2 separate regions of the Homo sapiens genome follow, and region 2 is linked to region 1. The links are chromatin loops, found by intact Hi-C in ENCODE. Cell type or tissue: Calu3. All regions are shown on one strand. Links, peaks and the distances in the headings refer to the core of each region. The heading gives the core; the rest is flanking DNA. Region 1 holds the start of KDM4F (lysine demethylase 4F). Region 2 overlaps KDM4D (lysine demethylase 4D).

The links. Peaks named below come from ENCODE experiments on the same cell type or tissue, not always from the same donor. Only the 100,000 strongest peaks of a DNase experiment are listed, where the experiment ranks them.
Region 2: a loop joins it to region 1, with 3.0 times the contacts of the local background. A loop is called at or near these places in 4 of 110 quality-filtered maps.

Annotation. Positions count from the first base shown.
Region 1 is chr11:95,034,893-95,051,100 of GRCh38, reverse strand. It overlaps KDM4F (lysine demethylase 4F), which reads right to left and starts at 1,679. Exons shown (of 1, transcript NM_001413755.1): 1 at 1-1,679. The coding sequence starts at 1,679. LOC107984375 (a long non-coding RNA gene) reads right to left here and starts at 12,135. Exons shown (of 2, transcript XR_001748334.1): 1 at 12,094-12,135; 2 at 11,138-11,756. It also overlaps the pseudogene SRSF8BP. RefSeq lists a silencer at 227-391. In Calu3, for the core only: no CTCF peak of the experiment used is centred there; no DNase peak of the experiment used is centred there.
Region 2 is chr11:94,978,026-94,994,233 of GRCh38, reverse strand. The region is part of intron 2 of KDM4D (lysine demethylase 4D); the gene reads right to left. It also overlaps the pseudogene LOC100422440. Among named protein-coding and RNA genes, the nearest start is that of KDM4D, 12 kb to the right of the region's middle. In Calu3, for the core only: no CTCF peak of the experiment used is centred there; no DNase peak of the experiment used is centred there.

The sequences.
Region 1 (16,208 bases), core at 1-8,000:
TCCCTGGACAATGTAATCAAAGGCACAGTGACACTGGGAGGAGTCATAGGGACAACAAGAGGAAGACTACTAGCAGTGCTGTCGAGGGATAGCAGGCAGGGGCCAGGGTGCATGGGTTCATCAGGATCCAGTGGGGGCCCCAGGGGTTGAAGATCAGGGGCACAACAGCAGCCAGAAGCCTTTGCAAAATGCGGAAGGCCACCGCTCAAAGGTGCGGGTTTGTCTGTCAAAGCTTCATCGGCGAACTGGAGCTGAGGTTTGCGGCCTGGAGCTCTGCTCCCTGTCCCCACTGAGAGGCGCCTCTTAGCTGCAGACTGAACAGTTGTCTCCTCAGTCCCCAGTTCTCGAGGACGACGACCACGGCCTCGACCACGACCTCGACCACGACCACAGCCACGACAAGGACCCCACCTTCCAGTGGAAGGGGGAAGAACCCAGGCTGACGTCTCCAGGGCTTGGATTGCAGATCCAGGCACAGCATCGGTACCACCGCCCTTTGGGTTGTAACAGAGCCTTGGGGCCACAGTCCGTGTGGGACAGCTGGTTATGTGGTTCCGGAGATGCCTCAGGCCCAGAGCAGCTCTCCTAAGTGCTATGTCCTCCCTCCAGTTGCTCGGCTCTTGGCTTTCTGCAACCCTGGGCTCCATGTAATCCACAACAGTCAAGTCTTGCCTGTGTTTCCAGAGCTCATAGCTCTCGGGTTGCAGGATGCGCACGAAGGCATCCATGGAAAAGGTCACTCTCGCCTCGCCACAGCTACACTGTGAAGCCACTTTACCATAATCAATCCATCGTGGAGTGGCAAAGTTGATGGCCTCTGCGCAGTTGAAGCCGTGATTGAAGCCAGCATGGTAGCCATAGGGAAAAGTCACCATGAACTCCCCAGCCTCCTGAGTCATGCGATTGAAGGGGATCCCATTCTTTTTGAGAACTGTAGGCGAGATGAGGGCCACCTTGTGCCGCAGGAAGCCCTCACAGCCCCGGGAATTGCCTGGGAAGAGCTCCCTGGCCAGGCATTCCAGGCGCTGACCATGTTCTGGGGGCACCACGTACCAAGTTTTGGGCTCCCCAAAGTGCAGGTAGTTGATGCTGTAAAGGTCCATGTCCTCCGTGTGCCAAGCAAACGTGGTCTTCCACATGCCAAAGTACAGGTAGGGTGTGTTGACACCCTCGATGACAACCCCACATTCCTGCTCCAACAGGTCCAGAATTGTTCCCAGGTGTCCTAGGTTCCATTGTTTAGTGCTTTCTTCAAATAAGGAGCCGCTGATATCAGCACCATAAATTGGTGGATTACCGGGGTGGCTCTTCCAGTATCGTTGCTCCAAATCTGCAAAATTCTGGTGTGGCGGAGTCTGATATTTTTTACTGTTTGCCAAGTGGCGATACTGCCCCACCCTCATGGCTTTCTTCTTTTTATGGTATTGAGTAAACACACCTCCCTGCCCAGAGGTCACCTGCTGGAGGGGAGTGGCTATTAAGATGTCTTCAATATCATCATACATCTGTCTGGCTTTCCATTCCTTGGGTGGAATTACCTTGGCGAGGCCAGCTCGGTGTGCGCCTTGGGACTCCATGTAAGCAACATATGTGTTGAAATCTGCAAATTCTTCCATGGTTGGGTAAAACGTCATGATGGTATGACTCGTGTTCTGGGGACTGGAGTGCACAGACTTCATGGCTGCACACAAGAAGCAGCTGACTCCCAAGTTCTTCGGTGTCCTCCAAATGCCTGAGAGTGCTGGGGAGGAATTTCTTTTCTCTGCTTTGTTTTTTCAAAATACTTTGGTTTATCTGTGAGGGAGTAATTCACACTTGAACTTTTGAACAAGTGAGATCTTTCAGAGGCTTCTGACTTCCCAGGGGGACTCTGCTGTAGTCAGTATTTTTTTGTCCAAAGAAAATAGAATATGTCCCAGTGGGGCAGGCACCCCAGCTGGAGTCCCAGCTCCACCTGCAGCTCTGTGAGTTTCCTCAGTTGGGGGTGTCACTGTGAGGCTTCTCTTGATTCTCAGGCTTGGGTGCCCCAGTTGCTGGTAACTGCACTGTACCCGGGCGTCTCTTCTAGGAAATCAAATCAGTAAACCTAAATAACAACACAAAATACAGAATATTTGAAAATACATGTATAACCAGACAAAAGAAATACTCAGCTAGTATTAAGCTAAACTAAAGGGTATGCTGTGTTAACATCAGGATATAAGGTCAAATAATAAAACAGAAAAAGAGCAGCATCTAATCAAACTAAGAGTGAAAATGATCAAGTTTGCAAAGGAATGAATTAAGCAATCCACTCAAGAAACTGGATGCATTAACATCAAAGGAAACAATGAAAATAAAGACACAAGCAGAAACCATTGCAAAAGGAAACAGAACCTCCAATAGGAATGATGACAAAAAGCTAAAACTTGACTTTTTAAAAAGATGGTGAGAAGTAAAAAGCCATAGGCATGAAGAGAAAAGAAAATACAAATGAAACAATTGAGATAACTTAGGGGGCATAGCTAAAAATCTTGCTGAGATGTTTTAAAAATTTTAACTGAAACTTATGAGCAACTTGAGTGAGAATAATTTTCTCAGTAGGACAAATATCAAAAAGTGCTCCAACAGAGAAATAAAATGACCTAACTTCCACCAAAAACTCACAATTCCTGATGAAAATACTCCAGGACCCAGAGAGAAGGTTTCCTCTTGGTAGCTGAACTCCAAATGCAGCCCCACGTTGCAAAGACCCTGGCTTTATACCTGGGCGGCATCCTAACCCAATCAGTGCCCAGCTAATGTAATCACTGGGCTGGGTCCAGATTAGGCATCCCACCCGTTTGTGCCTCTCCCTTTTGTTTTACATTTAAATCCTATAACAATGCTAAGTGATTAAAAGTCAAGTTATGGGAACAGGGAATCTAAATAAATACTAAAAGAAACCGAGGGTAACAATATTAATATCCAGTGTATATATAAGATCCAAGAGGGACATTTTATAGTTAACGAAAAAAAATTCATAGAAAAATATTATAGGGATGAACTTTATGCACCTAACCACACAACAGTGACACACTGAAGCCAAGACTGAGAGTTGTTGTAAGGTCAAACAGTAAAATCTGCAATCGTGCTGGGAGTTGTGTGTGTGTGTGTGTGTTTAACATTATCCTTTCAGAAACCAATAAGGTAGAGCAGAAAATTAATGTTTAGTAATATGTACAAGCTTAAGAACTTTGAGGATAGAGATTGTAACAATTAAAAAGCAAATGTGAAATGCTTTTCGGTACATAGGTAACGTTTATAATAGATAAATTTACCAATATAGGACTACAAAGTAAATATCAAATAAAAATTATATTAAATGAATATACTGGCCAAAATGAAATGAAATTGAAAGTCAACAATACAAAACCTGAATCCAAATTTATTTGAATCCATATTTATTTGAAAATTAATATGCACATTTCTAAAATCCTATTGATCTTCACTTTGAACTCAAGCAGTGAGTAAAAACAAAATGGAACAAAATTCTGCAGAAGAAAATGAAAGATAGAAGTAATGATAGAAAGATAAAAGGGAAAATGTATACTAAAAGGTGATTAATAAAACTAAAATCTGATAGTTTTTTAAAGAAAAAATACATAAGTGGAAGTATTGATAAAGAACACTTTCTAGACCTGGGCAAGTAATATACAGAAAGAGCCCAAAGCATTTGTAGCCATGGAAAATAAAAACTCCGTAAATACACACAATAAAAAATGCGGTTACTTCCAGTGGGACAGAAGGAAAACAATTCCCAATGGCCAAATCTCCAACAAATTGAGCAAGAAAATATGTAAATTGAATTATAATCCTAAATATGAAATAAATATCTATGAGTTCATACTGATATAAATTAAAGATTAAGTAAACAAACAGCTGAGAAGTGACAAAGCTCTCTTTCCTAAGAATTCTAAACAAATTAAATTAATTAAAATATTGTCTATTTTGAAAATGTTATGACCCTATATAAATATAAATAGAATTGTGTTTTATGTATTTTCATGTATTTTTTGTGTGGCATTTCCCTCATCTATGTTCTTCTGTACAGCTGTACTTTGTCTTGTTTCCTTGCTGTAATTTATTCAATGGTATAAATGTTTGCGTTTTTAATGGGTATTTAGTTCCTTTCTACTTTTGACCTCTTACAAAAAATGTTGCTCTGAAAATGCTTGGACATGGATAGCGCTTGGGGCTCACATGTACTCCTGTCTATGAATAGATATCTTGGTCACAGAAGGCAGTCAGGCCTCCATATCCTCTGGGTTCAGCAGCAGTGGATTCAACCAACCGAGGATCAAATGCATTCATAAAAAGAAAGAAACGGTGAAAAATAATGGTACAATAAAAACAACAAAAAATAGAGTAAACAACTACTTGCCTGGCATGCTAACCCAAGATTGAGCTTTCTAGAATTTAGTAAGATGGTTCTTACTTTTCTAGCTGCCCTTGTCTTGTCTCCTATTTGCTTTTCTCCAGTTTAAGATACAGGCAGTAAAACACATAGATCTTAGGTCTCCACTTTAGTGAGTTTTAAAAATTATATACACCCATGTAATCAACACATAAAAGATGTAGAACATTAGCACAGCCCCATAGGATTCTCGCAGGACAGAAGCTTTCCAGCCAATCCCAACTTGCCACCAGAGGCAACCACTTTCTAAGTTCTATGATTGCAGGGGACTATGGCCTGATTTGGGAATGAATAGGAATGGAATCATACAGTATGTATTCACTTGGATTTTGCTACTTTTCCCATATGGGATGTTTGTGAGATCATCTATCCTGTTGCATGCACCAGCAGTTCACTCCTTTCAATTGATGAATAATATTTTAATACACTATAGTTTTTCTACTCATCTTTTCAGAGATATATGGATTGTTCACAGTTCTTCATTCTTACCAATTGAGCAGATACCTAGAAGGAGATTTGCCAGAGACAGATGAGTGTGCAAGTTTATAGAAGACTGACACAGTTTTTCAAAGGGGCTGTATGATGTCATATTCCCACTAGCAATGCATGTGAGAAACCATTGCTCTGGACATGAGACTGTTCCTCTCAGAGCCAGAGTGCATGGTTCCAGTAAATCCAGGCATAAAACAGGGACTCATTCATCATGCCAATGTAAGATGTTTGCTTTTTGTCCTCATGACTTCTGGTGTTCAAAGGAACATGTTTTCAATGGAGTCACAACAATAATGCCATACATAGGAAGCTGAGATTCCCAAATGGCCATTTCAATCTCCTCACATCACTGAATAACCATGCAAAGAAGGAATATAATTTCAGCAGGGTGGTGATTGATCTTTATTCTCTCAAGGAAATATGCCATTTAAACACAAACCTAAAGTACACTTGCAGGTCAGGTTTACTATAGAGCATACTCTAAGACGTCAGCACCAAGATCTTTCTTAAAGAGTGTCCTTTGGATCCGTATCTGAGAAAGGGAGGAGGGGGAAGCAGGTGTGAGCACAGGGAAATGTCGATCTGTGGGTTAGAGCCAAAGATAGGCAGCCGATCCTGCAGGGAGCTCTGGAGCTCAAATGGCTTTGCAGGTTGTCCTGGGTTGAGCAGAGATGGTGAAGCTTTATCTTCCACTACCGGGAAGTCATGGGATGTTAGCCGAATTGGGAAGAGGCATGGCCTTGGGTGAGGCAGCTCTCTGCAGCTGAAGGCTGTCTGCCGACTGCAGTCCAGAGGCAATGAGGCTTTTACCTATCACATAAAAGTTTATTCCTTGGTCATGCAAGATGTGCTGTGGGTCCAGCAGCTCTCTAGGGCTACTCCCTTCCTGTGAATGCAGCATGCTTTCATCTTGTGATTCCACCATGTCAGTGTTAGCTTTAACCTCATTTCCGCCAGGCATCTCACTCCATCCTCCTCTGTGCCTGGAGTCTCTGAGTTCATCTCTCAGGTTGAATTTTCCAAAGAATAAACTTCCTTCTCTTGTTACATTAGGAAAGACAAAGTTGCCTGAATGAATGGAAGAGGCAGGAAGGTATGGGTTTTTCTGCTGTTTATTGAAAACTTTAGAGAAGCACCAATTTCTGATTACTCTAACTTTAAAATTTCCTACTGAAATGCTGATAGGGGAAGAAAAGAAGGGTCCTATTACGGATAGTACTTAACGAGCAAGGTGGCTTTCTTCTCAGAATGTTTCTTTCTGTATGAAAACTATCATTTTCAATTTCCAAAATATGTTCCGTCCACTTTTGTGCACTTCCTTTTTGTTGCTGGTTTTAAAGACAGAGTCTGGCTCTGTCACCCAGGCTAGATTGCAGTGCTGCAATCATGGCTGACTGCAACTTTGACCTCCCAGGCTCAAGTGATCCTCCTCTCTCAGCCTCCTGAGTAGCTGGGAATACAGGCGTGTGCCACCACACCCAGGTAATTTTTTTTTTAACTTTCTTCTGCAGAAACTGAGTTTCACTATGTTGATGAGGCTGGCTATGCAATTTCAAAACTAACAATTAAGCCTAAGCAACTGTCACTCTCACTTGTATTATAAATGGTCAAACTGCTTCTCCTACTTGCAAACTCTCCATAGAGCCACTAAGCTGATTATTTAAATGTGTCAATCACATCTTGTCAACTGCTGTTTTAAGCTTCTGATGCCTTCTCACTTCAAGTTGAAGGAACACCAAATAATGCATTTAACTTGAAACATGAAGCTCTACATGTTCTGTCCCCAGACTCTCTCCCTTCCCCTCTCTGCCCGAGACACAAGTAAGCTTCTTTTGTATTCCTGGAAAAAGAAAATCACTAATTTCCATGGTAGGTCTATTGTACTTGCTGTTCCCTGTAAGTGGAAAATTCTGCTCTGGACTTTCCGTTTGGTCAACTAGGTCTCAAAAAAGGTCTCCTGCTCTGTGAATCCATCCGGAACCCACAGCTCAGGCAGCCCCTGCCCATTCTTCTCTGTCATCTAATCCTGTTTTAGTTTCTGCACAGCACACATTGCTGATAAAAACTGTCTTGCTTACTTAGTGAGGACTTGTTTATTGGACTGAGCCAATGAATTAACAATGTCAAATAACCCACAGCTTTGAAAAGCCAGTGGAATTTCGCTGTTTTGGCTTGTGTTTTCCTCTTATCTAAAGCTTGCCCAATAAAGAATATTCACCTTTCAGAAAAAAGCATCTCTACATTTTCTATTTTTAAAACTAATTTCTAGTTTTATTGCATGGTATTGATTTTTTCTTTTTCTTTTGATAAATTATTGATGTTTTGTTTTCATCCTAATATATTGTCTAATTTTGTGAATCATTCATTAGCACTTGAAAAAGGTGAGTATTCTCTATTACCAGGTGCATACATTGTACCTTGTTAAACTTGTTTGTTTTCTATATCTGTATATGTGTCCATTTCTTTTCTGTCCTCAACACAATAAGTGACTTAAATTCTCTGGTTTTTCAAACACTACTCCAACTTGTTTCTTACCAACTATAATTTTTCCTTAATCAAACTCACATGGGTTCTAGGCTAGATCTCAACCTTCTGGCCCTAAGCCTGCACCATGTCCTCGTGGAGCTTGTTCTGAGGAGGAAAAGAGGAGGGAAATGAGACTTTACCAGGACTTTCTTCTCCACCTCTGTGGTACAATCCTCTCTGGACCCTGCAGCCCATGCCCGCCCCTCCCGATTTCCTCCTAGAAACACAAGCCCAGCACGGAAAACTCCGTGGGTAACCTTCTCCCAAGTACTGCCTGAGCCCAGCACAGGGGCCTGGGACACCCACCCCTGGATTCTCTGGGCAAGTGCTCACCCTACGTGGATACAGTCAGGACTTTGGCAGCCTCTGAGACCAGAAAGCCAGGGAGAAGGAAGCCCACTAGAAGCAGTGCCCACTACCCACCCACGCTCACTCTGACAGAAGCACACAAACTTTGCACTGCCCGTCCTGTGCCAGGTAAAGGGATCTCGTGAGCTTCAGTGCATGTACAGTGCTGGCTGTGAGCTTGGCAAGAGCTTCCTGGCTCCACACAGCCACCTGGTCACCATGCCCAGCTTCCCACAGAGCCACATGGTACCCATAGTGAGTTACCACTAGCAGGAATAAAAAGATGTGGAGCACACCTTTCCCCAGGCTCTAACTGACTATTTGAAGAATGAAAATTCTGTTTCAAAGCCACAGAGACATCCATGATAAGGGGATATTGAAAGAAACTCTAGACTCCTAAACCTGGGACATAGGATAGAACTGAGAGATCCATGAATTCTCCCCCATAGTAATAAATGTTGGTGTGCATATAGTTGGTAGAGAAGTACAAGGTATGTTGCTGTCAGAAGTTTCCCCAAATTCATGAGAAGTGACACAATTAACTTTTAATCTAACATTTTAATTTCGTTTAAATTTAATTTAATTACAATTTTTGAAATTAAGATGATATTAAAAACTAATTTACTACAGATATATATCAGATCTCCAGTCAAGGCAGATGCAAAGGCATATTAATGATGTCCAAGGAAGAATATGGAACTTCTAAAAGATGATTAAAATGGTTTTACCAGGGACTCACACAGACACTTTTATACCAGTGTTCATAACAGCACCATGCACATAGCCAAAAGGAGGAAACAACCCAAGTGTCCATCCATGGATGATTGGAATAAGCAAAATGTGGTGTATACATATGATGCAATATTATTCAACCTTGAAAATGAAGGAAATTCTGACACATGCTGCAACATGGATGCACCTTGAGGACACCATGCTAAGTGAAACAACTAGAAATAAAAAGACAGATATTATATCATTGCGCTTATATGAAATACCTGAAATTTATTCATTTTATGTTAAGATCTACCACCCCTCTTTTCTTTTGCTTGCATTTTCCTTGATCTAGTTTTGCCCATTCTTTTGTTTTTCAATCATTCTGAATCACTTAGCTTTAGGTTTATCTCTTTTATAATAGTGATTTTAAAATATGTTTTCAGGATATTCCTTTCTTTACTTGGTAGATACACACTAGGAAAAATTAATTTAATAAACAGGAGACAGCCTCTGGTAGCCTTGGGTATATATTAGTTCTTCAAGGTAAAAGAGACTGAGACAATCCCAGGCTCAAATTGTGCTTGGGTGGAGCCTTCTTTGGCTAGTAGGGTTAGGTTATGGTCAGAGGGACAGCCACATTTGGCAATATATTCAGTAGCCATGGGTTCAAAGGATTAAGATAATGTATCAGAGGCACATAGCTCCAAATTCAGAGGTGCGGCACTGTCTTGCTTCAGCCCCAGGAGATGAGTCAGGGCCCAGCATATTCTGACAACATCAGTTGGGGCCAAGACCCCAGAGGTATAAGAATGGTCCATTGCTACAACCTCAGCCAGGTTCAAGGGGCTTTGCACTCTCCAGCAGCATCTCTGGAGAATCTTCTCAGCATCATAATGATGTTGGGAGGAATCAGTGGAACATAGTCAGGGTGGTTCAGTGTCATGCTGTCTGGGGATGTCGGATACGCACACATCAAAGCATCAGATCCAAAGTCTCTCCAAAGGTTGAAGATGGGGGCACTGCAGCTCCTGGAAGCCTTGATGGGATACTGAGATGCAGGCATGAGAGATACAGGCTTGTCTATCAAAGTTCCATCCCAAGTAGGGGCAAAGCCCCAGGATCAAGAGCTCTGTGTGCTGTGCCACTTGGTGGGAGACTAGAGGATCCCCTCCTGAGCTCCTAGTTCCTGAAGAAGACCACCATGACCACCTCTTCCAGTTGACAGGCAGAGAACCAGGGCAAACAGACCCAAGATAGATGGTGGGCCACGGTGTGTTCTTGGGAGCCTCTGGGGTCAATGACCTTTGGATGGGCATCAGTTTCCTGGGCTGCCACGGGGAACCAGGGAAACTGCAACTGTACATATGGGCTCAGTGGTAGGTCCCACCATCCAGGACCACAGGCCTAGAAGAAGTCAGGTCCAGGGGAGCTTCAGTCCGGGTACAATGTCCTCCTGCCAGGTAATGAGCTCCTGGCTGGCCAGCACCCTGGGCTCCCTTTGATCCACAATGGCCCCATCTTGCTAGCTTTTCCATAGGTCATAATGATCAGGTTTCATGATGTGCATGAAGGCGTCCATGGAAAAGGCCACCCTGTCCTCCCCACAGCTACACTGAGGGGCCATATTGCCATAATCTACCCATCCTGGGTGGTTAAATTGATGGCCTCTTTGCAGTTGAAGCCTGTGTTGTAGTCATAGGGAAATGTCACTGTGAACTCTCCAGCCTCCTGACTCATGCTATTGAAGGGAATCCCATTCTGCATGAGCACGGTGGGCACGATGAGGGCCATCTAGTGCCACAGGAAGGCCTCATAACCCTGAGAACTACCTGGAAAAGCTCCCTGACTGAGCATTCCAGGTGCCAACTATGGTTTTGGGGCACTGCGTACCAATATAGGGGCTCTCTGAAGTGATGGTAGTTGATGTAAAGGTCCATGTCCTCCATGAGCTATGGAAAGGTGGTCATCCACATTGCCAAAGTACAGGTAGGGTGTGTTGACACTCTCTTCGATGAAAACCTCATATTCCTGCTCCAGAAAGTCCTGAATTGTTCCTACGTGTCCAGGATTACATTATTTACTGTTTTCATCAAATAGGAGGCTGAGGTTCTTCCGGTATTTTCTTTCCAAATCTTCAAACGTCTGGTGTGGTCGAGTCCAGTATATTTCAGAATATTTGAAGACAAATGTGTGACAAACAAAATGCTGAGATTTAAGCTACCTTAGTAACTTAGTGACGCCACGCAGGCTTCAACCACAGCTTTAACTGTACAGAGGCCATCAGTTCCACCACCCAGGATGGATCGATTATGGCAGATTGGTATGGTGTGTTAATATCAGGATTCAAGGTCAAATCATAACATATATAAAGAGGAGTATCTAATTGAACTGAAAGAAAAAAATCAGCAAGTTCAAAAATGATTGAATTTAGCACTCAACTCAGTAAGCGGGATGAATTAAAATAAAGGAAAGAAAATAAAGGTATAAGCAGAAACAATTACAAAAGAAAATATTACACCCAGTATAGGTAATAACGAAAATCAAAATCTGATTCTTTGAAAAGACCTTTAGAAGTTAAAAATCACAGGGAGGAAGAGGAAAGAAAGAGTGTACAAAGAAACTACATTGTGATAAAATAATAAAGCACATAGCTAAACCTTGTAGAGTTTTTTTTAATTATAATTGAATCCTATGAGAAACTTGGTAACATAATTTTCCCAAAAGTACAAATAGCAGAAAGTATCCAACAGCAAAATAAAACCACCAACTTTCTACAAAATATTTCTAGTTTTATTTTGAGAAAAGGTAACACCAAGAAAACATTTTAATTCAATGATAGAAACACGGTTATAGTAAGAAATATTCATAATCAAAAACATACACCATGTTGTAAGTACCTACAGTTACAAACCATTTCTTCCATAACATTCCCCATATTTTAAGTTCATGTATGTTGACATGATCAGATTTGCCATTTAACAGAATAGGGAGGGGGAAGAGGTGTGATTATCATATCAGCTAGATGTGCTCACTGCATGCTCTATTATTTCTCTTCCAGGCCTGGGTGACTGGAAGGGCAGTTGACAGGCATTTTAATAAACTGAACAGCCATTTGTTCTTCAGGACAGGGCTTCTTTTTTCAGGAGCAATCAGAAGAAAACAGGAAACAGCTCAGCACTCTGCACTGCAACAGGCCACCTTAACAGCTAACCAGCATCACTCAACTGCTATGCAGCCGGGCCTGGTACACAAAAACACAGAAGAGATTAGAATTGTGTTTGCTCAAAACCCGGTCTTTTCACCTGAAAAATCTTTATACAAATTTGGGTCATATTACCAGTTAGATATAAAGGTAATAACATTACACATATACATTTATACCGCCTTTTGTAAGTTTTTAACTTTAAGGAATGAAGGCAGTTTTGAGGCAATGCCGTGACAGCGTTCGGCTGTGTGTAATGGCTGCACACATTTCTTAAGAGACAGGAGGCCACAAATTAGGTTACCAACCTGTTCATTTCAAACCAAAAATATCAGCACTATAGAATCAAATACACGCTGGGCGAAGAGGCTCACACCTGTAATCGCAGAACTTTAGGAGGCCAAGGTGAGCAGATCACTTGAGCCCAGGAGTTTGAGGGCAGGCTGGCCAACATGGCGAAACCCCGTCTCTACTAAAAATCCAAAAATCCAACAATTAGCCCTCCGTGGTGGCTGGCGTCTGTAATTCCAGCTACTCCAGAGGCTGAGGCCTGAGAATTGCTTGAACCCAGGAGGTGGAAGATGCAGATGGCGCCACTGCACTCCAGCGTGGGCAGCAGAGCTCGACTACATCTCAAAAATAAAAAACAAGCAAAAAAGACAAATATAAATTTTCCCCTCTAATACCCAAATCCAATCTAAAGTCATTCACCTCACTAAATTACAAGAAAATTTGAAAACAAAAAAATGGCACATAAAATGAATCTTGCCATCTGATGCAACGCTTCAAACTGGTAAAACAGGTAGACAAATATCACCCAACCGTTTCATTACGCAGTCGCTTCTTCCAGTGACTCTGCTTCCATGGACTGAGTATGGAGTCCTTTTCCCCAAGTCCTCCATCACGCGTTAGCTGATGATCATTTTCCTAGGAGGGCACTTGTCCTTTTTCCCCTTCAGGAGACTTGGGAGGACTCTTGGATCGCGACCTGGACTTGGATTCCCTCTTGGATGTCGGGGGAGGACTCCCGGACGTAGATCTAGACCTGGACCATGAGCAAGATCTGGAGATGGAGGAGGACTTGGATCTTCACGGAGAGCTGGATTTGGAGGTTGATGGAGATGCAGAGTGAGACCCAGACTTCGAGTGAGAGCGGCGGTAGGGAGACCTGCTGCGGGAAGACCGGATGTAGGGAGACCTCCTGTAGCGAGATTCCCTGTAGGGAGATCGGCTGTAGTGATGCCGGCTGTAAGATCGACTGTAGGGAGATCGGCCGTAGCGAGATCCCCTGTAATGAGATCGTCTGTAGGGAGATCGGCTGTAGCGAGATCTCCTGTAGATAGACAGGCTATAGCGAGACCCCCCATAGTGAGATCTGCTGCGGGACCTAGAGTAGCTGGGACCCCGGGATTGGCTGCGGTGTCGCCCCCTGGGGCTGCCGCTCCGCCGTCCGTAGCGGCCGCCCCAGGACCTGCCGCGTGGCTCTTCCTGGCTGCTGCGAGGCAGGTCCCGGCGGCCATAGCGCGCCATCCGCACACGCAGCTCGCGTTCGTCCAGCACCGCCCCGTCCATGGCGGCCTCGGCGTCTTGCGCGTCGCTCCGGTCGTGAAAGCGGACGAAGGCGAAGCCCCGGGGCGCCTTGGTGTGGGGCTCCAGCGGGATGTACACGTCGCCCACGCGCCCGTACTTCTCGAACACGCGCCTCAAGCTGTCGGGAGAGGTGCGGTAGGTCAGGTTGTCCACCTTGAGGGTGATCATGCCATCCACGTCGGGAGGGGGGCGGCCGCAGCTCATGGCTCCGAGAGCAGCCCGGGCCTGGAAACTGGCGCGGCACTGGGCGCTGGTGGGGCGACCTGCGTTCCTCTCTTGCGGTTGCGCCCCGCGTGGGGACGCCAGGAGAGACCTGGGGGAGAGGCGGGCGGCCGAGCTCCGCAGGGAGCGCTCTAGAGCAGCAATTCCCAAATTCCCAATTTCAGGCCGAATACTCCAGGACCCAGAGGAAGGTTTCCTCTTGGTAGCTGAACTCCAAATGAAGCCAGGTCCCGAAGATCCTGGCTTTATACCTGGGCAACATCCTAACCTAATCAGCGCCCAGCCAATGTAATCACTGGGCTGGGTTTACATTAGACGTCCCACCCTCCCATAACCTTCCCTTTTATTCTACATTTTAAATCAATCTTAAAACAACGCTAAGTGATTAAAAGTCAATTTATGGGAACAGGCAATCCAAACAAATATTAAACAAAAGAAACCTAGGGTAGCAATATTAATATCCAGTGTATTGATAGGATCAAAGAAGCACATTTTATAGTTAATGAAAAGAAATTTCATAGGAAAATATTACAATATTACAGTAATGAACTTTATGCACCTAACCACATGGCACTGACCATAGAGAGCCAAGACTCAGACTTAGATGGTAAAACTGAAAAGTCTGCCATCATCATAGGAGATGTTGGTTTTTTTTTAATGTAACAGCATTTTAATCGAAACCAATAGTGCAGAGAACAAAGTTAGGAATCCTATATAATTTGGCTGGGCGCGGTAGCTCACCCAGCACTTTGGGAGGCCAAGCACTTTGTAATCCCAGCACTTTGGGAGGCCAAGGTGGGTGGATCACCTGGGGTCGGGAGTTCGAGACCAGCCTGGCCAATATGGTGAAACCCCGTCTCTACTAAAAATACAGAAAATTAGCCGAGCGTGCTTGAGGGCACCTGTAATCCCAGCTACTGGGGAGGCTGAGACAGGAGAATCGCTTGAACCCTGGGGGTGGGGGTTGCAGTGAGCCAACATGGCGCCACTGCACTCCAGCCTGGTGGACAGCCAGACTTTGTCAAAAAAAAAAAGCTATAGAATTTGCCAAACAAACTTAACAACTGTGATCATTGTAACCTGCAACTACCAAAAACCAAATGGAAAATGCTTTTCAATATGTAGAACACATTTACAAAAATTTCCCAGTGCAGCTACAAATAAATATCAGTTACAATTCCATAAGTTAATAAATTGAGCATAATCTTGACCTTGTTGAAATAAAATTAAAGGTCAAAAATTTAAAAACTTAATCTGACTATATTTATTTGAAAATTAATATCCATATTTTCTAAAAACCTATAAATCTTTGTGTTGAAATCCAGCAATTAGTAAGTAAAAACAAATAACATAAAATATTAAAACAATGATAGAATTATAAACAAAAGGCAATCTAGACTAAAGATGATTAATAAAACTGCAATCTGATAATGTTAAAAAAAAAAGGTGTGGCAATACTTATGAAGAAATAAAGTTTCTAGACCTGTGCAGGAAATATAGAAAGAGCCTATAGCCATCTTGGAATGTTGGAAAATAAGAATGTGGTAAACACAAAACAAACAAAAGTATTGATGAGGTTATGTTAGAACATTTATGGGGTTATATTAGAAGAGCACAAGAACCAATGAAAACAGCTCCCAATGGCCAAATCTTAAACAAGTTAAGCAACAGAATAACTAAAATATTATTGAATTATAATCCAAAGAATAAAATAAATACCTGCGAGTTCATGCTGTTATGAATAAATGAGTAAATTTAACAAATTGGAGAGAAGAGACAAAACCCCTCTGCAGAAGAATTCTAAATAAATTTACTAAAATGTTGCTCATTTTGAAAATGTTATATAACCTTATATAAGTAGAATTTTGCTTTATGCAGTTTAATGGTTTTTTTGTTTGTTTTATTTCCCTCATCTATGTTGTTCTGTGTATCTGTACTTGGTCCTGTTGCCTGCTGTAAGGTGTCCAATAGTATAAATGTTTCTGCTGTTGATGGCATTTGGATTGTTTCCACTTTGGCCTCTTACAGTGTTGCTCAGAACACGCTTGGACATGTATACTGGAGCTCATGTGTCCTCTTATCTGTGAATGGATCCCTCGTCATAGAATACAGGCAGCCTTCTGTAACCTCTGGGCTCAGCATCAGTGAATTCAACCAACTATAGGTCAAAAATATTCAGAAAAAAAATAAAATGAGTTTGTAAGTAATTCCTCTTCCTCTGCTTTTCAGAATAGCTTGAGTAGGACTGGTATGAGTTCTTCTTTAAATGTTTGGTGGAATTTAGCAGTGAAGCCATCGGATCCTCAGCTTTAATTTACTGGGAGACTTTTTATTACAGCTTGGATCTCATTATTTGTTATTGGTCTATTCAGGTTTTGAATTTCTTCCTCGTTCTATCTTGGTAGGTTGTATGTGTCTAGCAACTTGTGCATTTCTTCTAGGTTTTTCAACTTATTGCCATATAGTTGCTCATAGTAGCCACTAATGATACTTTGAATTTCTGCAGCATCTATTGCAATGCCTGCCTTTTCATTTCTGATTTTATTGATTTAGATCTTCTGTCTCTTTTTCTTAGTCAGCTAAAGGTTTCTCAATTTGGTTTAACTTTTCAAAACAACTTTGTTTCAGTGATCTTTTGCATTGTTTTCCTCATTTTGATTTCATTAATTTCTGCTCTGA
Region 2 (16,208 bases), core at 8,209-16,208, 65 kb after region 1:
AATAATGTGTTATCGTAGTCACCACTGACTATTACATCTCCCTTTTCCCAGACATATGGTCAGTGCCTGTCAGAGGATCCAATGATAGTCTTCCATGAGGCCCCAAGGACATCTAGACACCCCAGGGTGTGTTCTCTTTATCTTCCTTATAGAAGAACCCAAGAATCCAGCTTGTCTTCCTCTCCTACTTAAAGCTGTCACTACTCAAGCGAGACACTGAGGATGTACAAGTGACAAGATTACCTGTATCATATGATAGTCTCCCAATCTCATCCCAATTTTTTAATCTTAAAAATTATTCTACAATGATTTTATTATAAATTCTTTATATTTTTGGAATATAAAATAAAATATTTCATTCTTTCTATTAGAAAACTTGCTCTAAAGAAAAGAAAAGAGAAAAGTGAGACAATTTAGAAGGATAATTAAATATCAGAAACTTAAATATCATGCTGAGGGTCTTTCCCTCAAGAAGTAACAAAATGCTGACTATGAAAATCACACAAACCTATATATTTTTTTGAATATACAAGTAAAATAAGCTTTGGGTTGAGCACTTTGTATCTGTTTTATAAACTGCGTTACTTCTTTTCTACATTTCTAAGGATTCTAGGAAGAATGATGCAATGTCTCCTTATACATATAGTCTTCAGATGTTGCATATCAAAAGAAAATACTACAATTTGTAAGTGTGACTGCGCTCCAAAAAAAAAAAAAAAACTGCTTAGAATTTGCCAGGTACAATGATGGAGAGATCCTTCAGTGTTCTAGCCAAATGTGTCACTTCTCTATGAGTCTTCAATGGTTGCTTTTGTTGTGAGACTACTTGCTTCTTTCAACTGGAACCATAGCTACCAGTAGAGAATAATTACACTGTCACTTGATACTCTTCCATTTTACCCTTACCCACAGTAATCACAATAAGGCAGAATTCGTCATCTAAGAAAACTTGACAGTTCTGACAACCAAAGAAAAGTATTTTCTTATCAGAATAATTAAAAAATAATACTTGATCCCTTAAAATTAATGGATTTCTGGAAATTAGAAAGTCTTTCTTCGGGTCTTTTAGAAATAATGCCTCCTAAGCTTCTTGCTGTGTGTGTGTGTTGGGGGGTGTTAAACTGGGCAAGTTAAGAAGTGAAGCTGAGTAAGTTTAACAGTCCCTTTCACTGCAGCCCTTGCCCAAACTGTTTGTCTTTCTTGCTGCATATGTATTTCAAATCTATTACTTCAAGTGGGGGATTGTTAACAAAATGCCTCAGACATCAGCCCTTGTTTCTTCTGACAGTCAATATCTAAATGCTATGTTTAATCAAATTTTTTTCTCAGTTAGAAAATCTACTACTTATTTAAAATAATTTATAAGCATAATATATTTGATAACTGAAAAAATTCTACTCTGTGTAGACAAGTGATTAAACTTATCCTGTATTATTGGACAGCTATTTTGTTTTTACTTTTGCACGATTATTACTAATCACTTTTACTTAAATATGTAGTCCGTATTTCAGTATCTAAAACAGTACATCCCGTAAAATATTGGTTGAATGAATGAAATTTCTTAGATTAGATACTTATAAATGAAATTACATTATAGAATTTAAATATTTTAAGATCTTTAATACACGTTGCCAAAACTTTAAAGAAAAAATATATTTTACATCCTGAACACTGATCAAATTTACTTTGAAAAAATATATATTTTACTAATTTTGGTAAGTTAAAAAGTTAGATCAAGTTTTAATTTACATTTCTTGGACAACGACTAAGGTTGATTTTGATTTTTTTCATAAATATTAGTCTTTTGGATTTCATCTTATGTATTGGTTCATATCCTTTGCCTGTTTTTTTCTAATAGGGTCCCAGGGTGTTTTCTTACCTACTTATATAAACATTTTACATATTAATTACATGAATATTTTACATATTAAACCCTTTTGTTAGATATGTTAATAGTTTTTTTTGCCAGTTTGTCATTTAACTTGTATTTCTTTAAATTTATTTAACAAAAATGTTTTTGACTTACAATATTTTATTTTCCTTTGTAATATTTTTCATGTTTTTCATGTTTAGAAAGTTATAATACTTCTTCATCTAGATGGAGATAAATATTATCCTATAGTTTTTTCCTTTGTATATGCTAATTGTACCTTTAATTCTGATTTTAATTATACCTTTAATTCTGTATTTCGGAGAGGGGGGGTTATTAACTTTTGAAATTATTGTGTGGGTATTGGTGTGAGCATGAGTATGAAGAGGATATGAATATGATTCTTGGTTCTTTACAGATGACCTGTTCATTATGTGTGTTGTTTATTTTAGGTTGTTTGTCTCTCTATCAACGTTTATAGAAGCTTTTTTTGAACCCATATTCTTACATTTTATCCATCTCAAAAATGAAGTTCTTTAATTTTAGGATTTTTTTTTTTTTAGTTCTTTCTTTGATTTCCTCTACTCCTTTTCGTCTGTGTATTAACTCCTCTTATTTAGATATTGGACCTTTCATGGATTAGACCTCTAATGTTCACCTGTTTTCCCCTCCCCCAAGTTTTCTATTCCTTTATCACTATATTTTATCTTCTAAAAAATTTCTTCATCTTTATCTCTAAACTTCCTTTCTCTTTGTCTTTTTCATTTCTCCAATCAAATTTTTAATTTCCAGTGATCATTTCTGTTACCTGAGAGTTCCTGCATGTATGTACATTGCTTTTCTTTCTTATTGTCTTATTCTTGCTTCATGGGAGCATTTCTTCTTTTACCTCTCTAGAAATACTAAAATCTCAATGGTTTTTGAAATTCTGTTTTGTTTTTCTCCCTGCATGGTCTGTTTCTTTGAAATTGACTTTTGTCCTTTTTATCTTTCTTTCTTTTTTTTGCTTTGGTCTCTTTCATATTTAAGGCTTTCCTCACATGTCTGGTAGCCTTTAGTAATTGCCTTATATAAAAAAGTACAGCACAAAAAAGGCAGATTAGAAGCTCAGGGTACATGAATTGTTTTAGTGATTATGCTTCCCTGAATGATATTCTAACTGGGCTGTTTCCTAGGTGAACTCCTAACACTGATATTTCTAGAGCTGGTCATATTCAATGCAAAAGATGCTTCAGTCTTTCTCCTGGAGAGTACAGGTCTGACTTCCCTCCCAAATGGCAAAAGAGGCTACACATTTCTAAAAGTACCCTACTTGTACAGTTCACTTTATCAACTTATTTTCCCTATGACAACCACACTCTCAAAAGTATCTGGAAATTCCCAGTCCAGAGGCCACCTTTTTCCTCACTCTAGAAAAAATGAAGCTCAATCTTCTGCCAGGGTGTAAGAGGGGCAGTTTATCCAGCTGCTTAGAGGAGGGTGGGAACCTAGGGCTCTGTTTTGTTAGACAGATTTCAACAAATTCTCCTTAGCCTCATTTTAACTGTCACTCCCAGAGGTACCTAATGCCATGACATCCTAAGCCTTTTGGGTTCTGTAGAGACAATTGTGTTGCTTCTTGGCTTTCCTCATTGCCAATTTAGGACTCAACTTTCCAGTGTTTGATAAATCAGTTTACACTTGTCCATCTGCTTTCCAATTTCCAAAACTGGCCACTACCTGTTTTCCTTTACCATTTTCTGTCTTTGTAAGTTCATTTCTTAAAACAAAAATCCTGTTACTGTCACTTTAGTGAGGTTTGGAAAGGGAACAAAGTAAATGATTGTGTTTAAACCACATCTTTATTGCTTCTTGTTTCCCAAATTTCTCTCTCAATTTTCTTATACAAACGTAGTTCCAGTCAAATGGTCCTAATCACTGTCCTTGACTCTATGCTTTTCTTCCCTTGCTTCACTTATCTCTTCCTTCTCTTTTCTAAGTTATAAACTCTGCCTTCCAGACCAATCTGAGGCTCTCCTACATCAGGGTTCCTTCTATACCAACCTCAGACCTTGGTGAGAATTCTATCTTCTATACTCCATGAGTGCTACATTTATTTGGTGCTTAATACAAGCTGTTGAGGTGGCAGCTCTCCAGAATGTGTCTTACTTGACAAGCAGCTTTCATCTCTAATGGGCACTTGCCTTAAGGGAATAAGTCTCTTCCATGAGATGTGCTTGCTTCTCTCTCCAAAATATCTGCATGTCTCTGACCCAAAAGCTTTGACAGACCTTTCCTCATAAGCTGCATGAGAAAAGGAAGGTAAGGCTGGGCATGGTGGCTCACGCCTGTAATCCCAGCACTTTGGGAGGCCGAGGTGGGTGGGACACCTGAGGTGAGGAGTTCAAGACCAGTCTGGCCAACATGGTGAAACCCTGTCTCTACTTAAAATACAAAAATTAGCTGGACGTGGTGGTGGCCTGTAATCCCAGCTACTTGGGAGGCTGAGGCAGAAGAATCACTTGAACCTGGGAGGTTCAACCTGGCGGAGGTTGCAGTGAGCTGAGATCACGCCACTGCACTCCAGCCTGGGCAAGAAGAGTGAAACTCTGTCAAAAAAAAAAAAAAAAAAGAAAGAGAGAGAGAGAGAGAAAGAAGGTTAAAGGGCAACTTTTCCTGTACCTTTTGTGCCTACAAATGCCAATATTTGGTGTGGACTTCTTTTTATGAACATCTAGAGGAGTGTGGATATAAAGGAGAAAGACACACGGCAGCAAGTATCAGGCATGGACAGCATAAACTGTGACATAAAACCCAAAGTTTGGGACTTGGCCTTTAAATCCAGCATCTTAAGTGCAGCATTATTATTTCATTCTGACATATAATAAATTGAACATGGGATTATTAACCTCATTCAAATCATCTTTATTTTCATCTGTTGCATGGATACTGCAGCAGTAACAGTGGTATCTGGCAGCAGAGAGAGGCAGGAGCCAGAAGTCTTCCTGCTGAATCCATCTACAAGGACACACCACTCCATTGAGTTTTAAGGAATTATCTAATATATGCTTCTTTGGACTGTCAATACATTTTAAATACATGTCTTGAGTAGCATGTAAGTTTGGACTTACATGGACTCTCCCAGAGATTCTGTAAACTACTCAATAACCTTTTTAGCTTTTTAAAAAAATCCCCTTTGGCTTAAAGTGAATTCTATATACATGTATAAATTTTTCTTTATTCTGCAGTTAATAACTGTCTCATTCTTTCATTTGCTTGGCTTTACACTTTATATTAATTCATTCCCAGATTCATTTCCAGAAAGGTAAATCTCTTCTAAATGCATAAAACACATCTGGTACTGAATCAGATTTCTTTTCTCAGAAATATTCTTACTGGAGCCCTCAGATGCTTACTTAAATCTAGACTGATGAGTCTTCAGGTTGTTGCATGACGTGCATCTTGAGGTTTCTAGTCATTGTAATCCTGGGGGTTCCCTTTCCCTCTCTATTATGTTAGATCCTGATTCCCCCCATCTCAAGTCTCCTTCCTGGTTTACTCCCTTGTGTTGGTAAAGCATATCTACCAGAAGCATCCTTAGAAGCTTCATTAGAGATTATTAAGTAGCTCACAGAATCTTCAGCAGGACCAGAGACTAGGGATTGGAGCCTGTGTATCCAGGAACAATATCCAGATTACCCAACAAACAATAGTTAGATATTCCTATATATCCTCTGGTCAAAGACACCAAAGACTCTGGGCAAGGGACATTTCCAATTAGAGTCTAAGCTACTGCTGCCTCTGAAAGGTCACTGTCTCTCACTGCCCTTCTCCAGGAACAGATCCTTCATGAAATCTACTTCCTCATATTTCTTTACATTATAGTCCTCCATGGGAATGTCTGATTGGAAGAGTCTAGGTCATATCTCTATGTCTTCACTGCAATAGGTGCTGGATAATTGAGTTCCGGCTTTGACCTTGATGAGGCAGGGGTCATAAAGTTGGAGGTTTACCGAAAAATAAAAAGGGAATTTAAAGTTATTTGATGGCCACAAATATCACAACTCTCTCCCAAAGTATGCATGTCTGAGTCTGAAAATGTCTTTGTTCTATCCTCATGCTTTTCTTTCAGGATTTTCAAGACATTGTTCTGCTGAATTCTACCTTCCAAAAATCCAAAACCTGTTTTCTGTTCCTTTTTGTAATCTGTCTTTACTCTCTAAACAGTATTAGCATATTCTTCTGTTCCTTGTTTTCTAAGATTTCATTAAGATATAATTGGTAAGTCTTCTTTGTCAATCATTGTGCTAGAATTTTCAATATAGAAACTCATGTTGTTCCTTGCTGTGAAATTGCCTCACATTATTCCTTTGGCATTCCTTTCTATATTTTCAGTTTTCTCCTTCTCTGGAAATACCAGTAGACAGCAAATACTGTTAAGACAGCAACCTCTTGATTGATCCTCTAATTTTCTTTACTCTCCATTTCCTAATGCTTTTTCTTTTGTTACTATTTTCCAAACCTTCTGGCAATTATTTTTAATTTCCAGGAATTTTTTTTGTTCTCTGAATATTCCTTTCATCATATATTTCTGAAATTTTCCATGGCTGCAGATTTTCTCTTCTCTAAGTATTATAAGAATTTTTAAGTTTTATTTGCTCTCTACATTGTGTCTGTTTCCTCTGAGTTTGCCCTTCCACAATGTCTTTGTTTCTGTCTTTCATGTTAAACGTTTTCCTCGTATGTCTAGTTATTCTTGGCTTGTATTTGAGTCAGGCACTGAAGAGTTGCGTTTGCTATGTATGACTGGTAGGCATCACTGAGAGTGCTCCTACAGGAACCTATTCATTTCCTTTGAAGATGGGGGCACCTGTCAGTAGTTGAAGATAAGACTATAATGAAAAGACTCTACATTTATATGTTTATCTCCTTTGATATTGGGGCCCAAATTTGTGGTGTCCGAGTTTTTGTTTTGAGAAACAAAAACCTGCATTCCAACCAGCCAGAACTGAAACCTTAATATTTTATCAAATTTGCTTCAAGTAGTTTTTAAACAACTTTATTGAGATATAATTTACACAACACAAAATTCATCAATTTTAAGTGTACACTTCAATGATTTTTTGTATATTTACAATGCTGTGTGACCATCACCAAAACCTAATTTTAGAATACTTCTATCACTTCAAAATCAAACCTTGTTCCATTTGCATTCACAGCTCATTTCCACCCCCAACTCCAGGCAACCACTAATCTACCTTCTATCTCTACAGATTTGCCCACTCTGGACATTTAATATAAATGGAATAATAAAATAGGTAATATTTTGTGTCCAGCTTCTTTTACTCCACGTTTTTGAGGTTCAACCATGTTGTAGTATATATCAGTATTTTATTTCTTATGACCAAATCATAATCTATGGTATGGATATACTGCATTTTACTTATCCATTCATCATTTGATGGACAATTGGGTTGTTTTCATTTTGGGACTATTACGAATAATACTGTTATGAACATTCATGTACAAGTTTATGTGTGAACGTGTTTTTATTTATCTTGGGTAGATACGTAGGAGTATAATTGCTGAGCCATGTGATAACTCCATGTTTAACGTTTTAAGAAATTGCTACACAGTTTTTCAAAGTAAATGTAACATTTATAACCAGCAATATATGAGGGTTCCAATTTCTCAACATCCACATCAATACTTGTTATTGTCTTTTTCATTACAGCAATTCTAGCAGGTAAAAAGTCGTAATTTTTGTGGTTTTTAATTTTTTGTTTTTTAAGACAGGGTCTCACTCTGTTGCCCAGGTTGGAGTGCAGTGGCATAATCACAGCTTACTGCAGCCTCGACCTTCCAGGCTCAGGTAATCCCCCTGCCTCAGCCTCCCAAGTAGCTGGCACTAACAGGTGCACATCACCATGCCTGGCTAATTTTTTTTTTAAATTTTTGGTAGAGACAGGGTCTCACTATGTTGCCCAGGCTGGTCTTGAACTTCTGGGCTCAAGCAATCCTCTCACCTTGGCCTCCCAAAGTGTTGGGATTACAGGTGCGAGCCACCAAGGCTGGCCTCATTGTGATTTTCATTTGCCTTTCCTTAATGACTCATGATATTGCACATCTTTTCATAAGCTTATTGGCCATTCATATATATATTTGGAGAAATTTCTATTCAAATCCTTTGCTTATTCTTTGTTTTCTTATTACTGTGTTGCAAGTCCTTTACTGGATATATGATTTGAAAATGTGGTCTCCAGGTCTGCAGGTGTTCTTTTCACTTTCTTGACTATGTCTTTCGAAGTGCACAAGAATTGAATTTTGATGAAGCCCGTCTTATCAATTTTTGTTGTTGCTTGTGCTTTTGGCTTTGTGTCTAAGAAGTTATTGCCCAGCTCAATGTCATAAAGATTTTTCCTGTTTTCTTCTAGGTGTTTTATAGTTTTAGCTCACATTCAGGCTCACAATCAATCTTAATTTTTGTGTATGCTGTGAGGTAGGAATCCAAGTTCATTCTTTTGTATGTGGATATCGAGTTGTTCCAGCACCATTTGTTTTCTTTCTCCATTGACTGTCTTGAAACTTTTGTTGAAAATCAGTTAACCATAAACCTAAGGGTTTATTTTGGACTTTCAATTCTATTCCATTGAACCGTTTATCCTTATAGCAATTAGCAATGTCTATTAGAGCTCTGTAGTAAGGTCTGAAATAGAAAAGTGTGAGCCCTCCAAATTCTTTTCTTTTTTTTCAAGATTGTTTTGGCTATACTGGTTCCTTTATATTTCTATATGAATTTTAGGACCGATTTTTAATTTCTGGGGGAAAAAAGCCAGTAGGAATGATGGTAGGATTGCATCAATCTGGAGATCAATTTGTAGAGCATTACCATCTTAATAATATTAAGTTTTCTGATCCATTGACATGGAATGTCTTTCCATTTAGCTTAACAATATTTTCTAGTTCCCAGTATATGTCTTGCACTTCTTTTGTTAAATTTATTCCTAAGCATTTTGATCTTTTTGACACTATTGTGAATGGAACTGTTTTCTAAATTTCGTTTTCACATTGTTCACTACTAATGCACAGAAATCAATTTATGTATATTGATCTTGTATCCTGCAACCTTGCTGGACTTCGTTTTTAGTTTTAGTGGTTTTTAGCAAGCTACCTAGGACTTTCTATATATAAGATCATGCAATCTGTCAATAAAGATAGTTTTAGTTCTTCCTTTTCAGTCTGAATGTCTTCTTTCTCGTGCCTAATTACCCTGGCAGTGTAATGCTGCATAAAGTAGTAAAAACAGATATCCATTAAAAATCTTGCTCCTGCTACAAGTATTTTTAAGTAGAAATAAATAAATATTTCAGATGAAATGGGATTCCTTCTCTGATCTGAATCTTAAATCCTGTTCTCTCTCCCCCTGCCTATAAGCAACTACAGTCATGAATAGGCTACACTGTCCATGTTTGGGTGTCCATCAATAATACTGTTTTGTGTATCTGCTATTTTTTTTTTGAGACGGAGTCTTGCTGTGTTGCCCAGGCTGGAGTGCAATGGCACGATCTCGGATCACTGCAACCTCCACCTCCCGGGTTCAAGTGATTCTCCTGCCTCAGCCTCCCAAGTAGCTGGGATTACAGGTGCCTGCCACCAAGCCTGGCTAATTTTTTTTTTTTTTTTTTTTTTTTAGTAGAGATGGGGTTTCACCATGTTGGTTAGGGTGGTCTCGAACTCCTGACCTCAGGTGATCTGCCCTCCTCGGCTTCCCAAAGTGCTGGGATGAGAGGTGTGAGCCACCATGCCTGGCCTGCTATTTTTATTTCATATAAATAATTTTAGGCTAAATATGCCCATTTTCTACAATTTTTATTTTTATTCATTTATTATGAGAAAGGGACTGGTTCTGTTGCCCAGGGTGGACTGCAGTGGTGCAGTCTTGGCTCACTGCAGCCTCCCTCTCCAAGGCTCAAGCCATCCTCCCACCTCAGCCTCTTAAGTAGTTTGGACCATAGGCGCAGGCTACCATGCCCAGTTAATTTTTCTATTTTTTGTAGAGACAGGGATTTGCCATGTTGCCCAGGCTGGTCTCAAACTCCTGAGCTCAAGCAATCTGCCAGCTTCAGACTCCCAAAGTGCTGGGGTTACAGGCATGAGCCACTGTGCCTGGCCTCATTTTCTGCAATTTTTAAATTCAACATTAACAGTTTCAAGATATATTCATATATACATACACGCACATATGCATAGGTACACATATGTATATATACATACATACACATACATACACTATATATGGTCTGTTATAAAAATATATTTTATTATTGCACTTTCCTATTGGTGGGTATTTACATTACTTCCAGTGTTTCCTATTACTTTCAGTGCTGTGTGTGTTCTCTTTCTTATATGTGACAATTTATCTAGGGTAGATACTTTGAATTATCATTTCTAAATGATAAAGAAACAACATTTTAATTTTACTAGGCAATGTCAAATTGCTCTACCTAGTGGCTATCCTAATAAACCTATGTACTAATAGGAGTTTCTGTTTCTCCACACCTCCAGGTGCATTTGATAATGTCAACTTTTCAGTTGTTGGCAATTTGGTAAAATGATTTATCTCCTTTTATTTTATTATTGTAGTTGTTGTTGTTGTTGTTATTATTGTGTGACTTGTTTACTGGTGAAGTCAAGTAATTTTTCACTGATTTATTTCTTTTGTGGGTTTCGGTTTTCTGAATTACCAGTTATACCTTTTGCCGATTTTTTCCAGTTAAATTGCTTTCTTTTTCTAGTGATTTTTAAAAGTTCTTTAAATGTTTGGGATAATTTTATGTCTATTGTATTGTTGCAAATAACTTATCTCAGCACACCACCTCCATTTACTGTTTATGTTTTTTTGATATTTGAAAAAATTAAATGTAGTCAAATTTATTGATCTTTTCCATTATGATTTGTGCCTTTGTGTACTATTTAAGTAATCCATGTATTCTTTGGGGGTCAAAAAGATCATATTTTCTTGTCATTGTTTTCTTTGCTTTTCACTTTTATTTGTTTTGCCTATTTAGAATACTGTGTGTTATTGTAAGAAACAGAACTTTTTTTTTTTTTTAAGAAATCCAGTTGTTTGCCACCATTTTCCCCATTCAGTTGGAATCCTTTTCTCACATATGCTAAGTTACAATGTAAGGATAGATGTCTTTCTAAACTCTTCATCTGGTCCATTTATTTATTTGTACATTTCTATGCCAATGTTAGATTGTTTTAATTACTAAAGCTTTATACTTAGGATAATTGGTAAGGCAAGTCTCCATGTACTTATTCAACTTTTTTCAAAATTATCTTGGGTATATTTATAGAGTAAAACTTCAGTATTCATTTTAGAATAAATCTGTCAGGTTCTGTCAAATACTGTTAATTTAAATTGGGAATGCATTGAAATTAAAGGAAAATTAGAGGTGTATTTTCATAGCTCCTGCATTGATCATTCCCACCAATTAACTGGTATATTTATACATTTATTCAGATCTTGTTGCATGTATATCAATGAAGCTTCAGATTTGCATCAAAAAGATAATGAATCTGTTTTCTTAGATAAAACCTTAGGAACTTTATAATTTTTTGAGTGTACTGTACATGGAAATTTTTTTCTATTAAGTTTTCTTATTATTTATTGATCTTACATCCCTTTTCAAACCTTGTACCTCTTATTTCCTATTAGTACTATTAGCTTGGCCATTAATTCTAGAATTTTCCACGTAGATAATATTTTCTAGGAAAAAATCATAAAAATTATATCTCTTCTTTTTTTAATAGTCATGTCTCTTTTTTTTTTTTTTTTAGAAATAGGGAAGTCTTAAGTAACTAGATATGATCTCTAGCAAAATGCTGAATGTTGACTGAGTTGGTAGAAATTCTATACTCATCTAAGATTTTAATAAGAGTGGCTCTAAACTTTGACATTAATTATATCCTATCATTTACCATCTAAGCTGAGACACTTTTGAGAATAACAGAGACCCAAGGATGACAGGCATAAACCTGGACCCTACTGATCAAGCAGTTAAAAAGCAATAGTCATATAAAATTCAGTTCTGCCGAGCTGCAGAATATATATTTTTCCAAGTTCTATAAAAAATTTACAAAATTAACCATAACTGTGGCCATAAAACAAGCTTTAACAAATGTCAAACGGTTGAGAACAGTCAGAATATGTTATTTGACCACAAACAATGAAGTTAGTAATATCAAAATGATAACTAAAAAATTCCCAAATTTATAAAATAAAAAGTATATTTCTAAATAAATTTTTAATGAGAAAATAAAAAATGGAAATTAGAAAATATTTTGAACTAAATGAAAATACTACATTTCAAATCTTGTAGGATGCAGGTAAATAGCATTAAAAGGGAAATTTATAAATTTAAATAAATATTTAAGAAAAGGAAAAAGGTTAAAAAAACTAAATGAGCTAAGCACCCATCTGAGGAAGTCAGAAAAAAGTAACAGCAAAGAAAGAAAAAGAAGAGAAATAATAAGAGACCAGAAACTGATGAAATAAAAAGCCAATATAAAATATGATGAACAAAACCAAAAGTTGGGCTTTTTTAAAAAAGTCTAATAAAATTTAAAAGACTGGTGAAAATGAGGAAGAACAAAAATAGAAGGCACAAATAACCAATATCAACAAAGATAAAGAAGTCATCACTACAGATGCTGCAGACATAAAAGAGACAACAAAGAAGTATAAACAACTTTATGCCAATACAGTTTAACATTTCAATGAAGTAAATACATTTTTAGAAAAATATAACAGTGATACTGACAAAAGAATAAACAGAACAATAAATATATCCATAACCCTCAAGGACACTGACGCAGTAGGTAAAACTCTTCCCAGAAAATATACTCGAGGCCCAGATGGCTACACCAAGAAATTTTAGTCAACATTCAAGAAAGATATTCCAATCTTAGATAAATTTTCTCAGAGAATAGAAAAAGAAAGAATACTTCCCAATTCATTTTATGGTACGAATCCCCAACAAGGATACTATGAGAAAAGAAAATAGGTCAATCTCGCTTATGAACATAGATGGAAAAATCCTAACTGAAATCTGAGCAAATTGATTCCAGCAATATATACATCATGACCTAGATGGGTTTATTCCAGTAATGAAAGGATGAAACTTTAAAAAATAATAGTGTAATAGCACATATTAACAAACTAAAGAGAATCTCATTAGATGCAGAGAAAGTATTTGATAAAATTCATCAATTCATCATTCTTTCAGCAAATTAAAAATAGTAGGCAAAAATCTTAATGAAGTGCATCTATCCAAAACCTTCAGCCAAATCATACTTAATAATGAAAGTTATACGTTTTCCCTTGCAGATCAGGAAAAAGACAAGGATGCTTGCTATCAGCATTTTTATTCAACATTATCTTGGAAGTCCTAACCAACATAAGAAGGCAAGGAAAAAAGAAGGAAAACAGAAAAGGAAGAAACAAAGCTGTCACTATTGGCAGATGACATGATTGTACATGTGACAAAATCTGAAAGATCTCTGAATAGACCCTTTGAATTAATAAGAGAGCTTAGCAAGTTCTCTGAATTTAAAATAGCTACATATAAAAATCAATGATATTTCTACACACCAGCAACAATGAGACAACCAAAATTTAAGGAAGACGCCATTTATAATAGCATTAAGCATTAAGTAACAAGACTAATGCTAACAAAAATTTGCAAAATTTCTATGAAGACAACAATATGAATGTACTTAGAGAAGCATATTAATATAAACTAAAGACATCCTAAACAAATGGAAAAATATAACCTGTTAATAGATTTGAAGACTTAGTATTGTAAAAATGTCATTACATTTTTAAGAATGTTTTCTTAATCTGTAAATTAAATATTATCACAATTAAAATTCCAAAAGTATTTTTGTGGAACTTGACAATTGGCTCCTGAATTTTATAGTAAAGTCCAAAGGGCCAAGAATAGCAAAGCCACTCTTATAAAAGTGGGACAAGGTAAGAATATCTGCTCCATCGGATTTCAAGGCCCCTTCTCCAGCATGCCACGCACAAAAATGAATTTCATGTGCAGCTATGAAACCTTTAGAAGATAATACCTGAGAATATCATTATGACTTCCCAAGTAGGGACATTCATAATCAAGAAATACCATGCATTAAGCAAAAAGGAAAAGAATGATAATTGAACCACTCTAAAAGTGGTTCCAAAAAGAGAAGCAGAGAAGTGGCAAATTGTATATGCAGCACAAATAAGTGACAGAGAACTATGCCTAAACTTAAGAAATCATAGAAATCCATAAAGAAAAGATGATTCAATAGAAAGATTTAAACAGATACCTCACAGAAGAAGAAATCCAAATGGACAATTAACATGTGAATTAATAATCAGGGAAATGCAAACTGAGACCTCAATGATATATCACTATATACCCACCAAATGAGCTAAAATTGAAAAGCCGGACAATCAAGTGTGGTGAGATTATAGAACAAGAACTCTCATCTCCTGTTGATGAAATATATATATGAAAAATGCACACACATGCACCTTTGCACATTTACAGAAATGTTCATTGTGGCATTATTTGCAATTATCACTACAACGAAAAGATAATTACTAGAATTAACAAGTTATGGTGTGTATTTTTATACAATGAAACTCTAAATAGTATATCAGAGCTACAGATAGCACACATTAAGTGGGAGGAATAAAGCAAAAACATAAAGGAATACATATTCATTTACATAAACATTTTGAACATTTATATAAAATTTAAAAATTGGCAAGACTATTATCATTTAGAAATGCACACATTGGGCCAGGTGCGCTGGCTCACACCTGTAATCCCAGCACTTTGGAAGGCCGAGGCAGGTGTATCACTTGAGGTCAGGAGTTCGAGGCCAGCCTGGCCAACATGGTGAAACTCCATCTCTACTAAAAATACAAAAATTAGCCAGGCATGGTGGCACGCACCTGTAATCCTAGCTACTCGGGAGGCTGAGGCAGGAGAATCCATTGAGCCTGAGAGAAGGAGGTTGCAGTGAGCTAAGATTGTGCCACTGCAGTCCAGCCTGGGTGACAGAGTGAGACTCTGTCTCAAAAAAATAAATAAATAAATAAAAAAGGAAATGCATACATTGGCATTTGTTGAAATTTGGGGAGGGCTTTATACTTGATTACTTTTTGTAAATATTCAATGTTTATTGAAAAGAATATATATTCTGCTCTGATTACAGTGAACTTTTTACATGCACATAGAAATACAATAAGCATACATATATAATGCACACATATATGTACACACATATAACTTATATAGTAGATCAATGTTGTTGTTTGCTTGATCTGCTCGTCTGAGAGAAATTTATCTTAAAAAAATTCCCACCATGATTTTAGATTTGTCACTTTTTCTTACTTTTGCTTCATATTTTCTCAAGTTATGTCATTAGCTGCATACATGTCCGATAGTAATTTTCCTAGTGGATTTTTCTTCGTAATATAATACATGCACTTCTTTGTCCCTATTAATGTTATTCAACCTAAGAATACTTTTGCTAACTAACATTGCTACATCAAGGTTTTTAAATTAGAATTTGCCTGGCATGTCTTTTTCTATCTCTATTTTCTACATTTTAGTTTTTTAGTTTTAACTATTTTTAATATGTTTGATTTTAATTGTCTTCGCAGTAGTACACTGGTCAGCTGGTGAGGTATTTATGTGATTAGATTAGATGAGAGGTGAGTAACTTATGACATTATCCAGTAACCCAGCCTGGACCATCAGCAAATGATATTTCATTTGGAGGCTGTCTCCAGGAAATAATCTCTCTAAGCCCTAGAATGTCTTCATTTAAAATCAAGATTTTGTTGGTAGAGGGCTAGACACTTTATTTTTATATTCTCACTTGTCAAAACATCAAAGAAAGCACTAGTTTTTTATATTAGAAAATGTGTCATTTTCAGGTTAAAAATTTGAAGTAGATTTCATTATTTATGTTACTTTATTTTAAAATGTAATTTCTGACATGTGGGCATTTTTTTTTTCGTATTCCTATTTAAAAGCCACAAAGAAACATTTTTAAGCAAAATGTTCACATTTTGTGGGCCAATAACTTGGTAAATGAGAGTTTAGTAGAATTGGAGACAGTGATTCAACTGGAAGAGATGGAGAGAGTTGGATTAGAGTTGTGATTGGATTAGGGCTGATTTAATTAGGATTTTGATGGTACATATAAAGCCTGATCTCATATGATTTTTTTCATTTAGAGATTCTCTCCCGAAAGAAAGTCATATTTCTGGGTCTTATCATATCTTCATTTG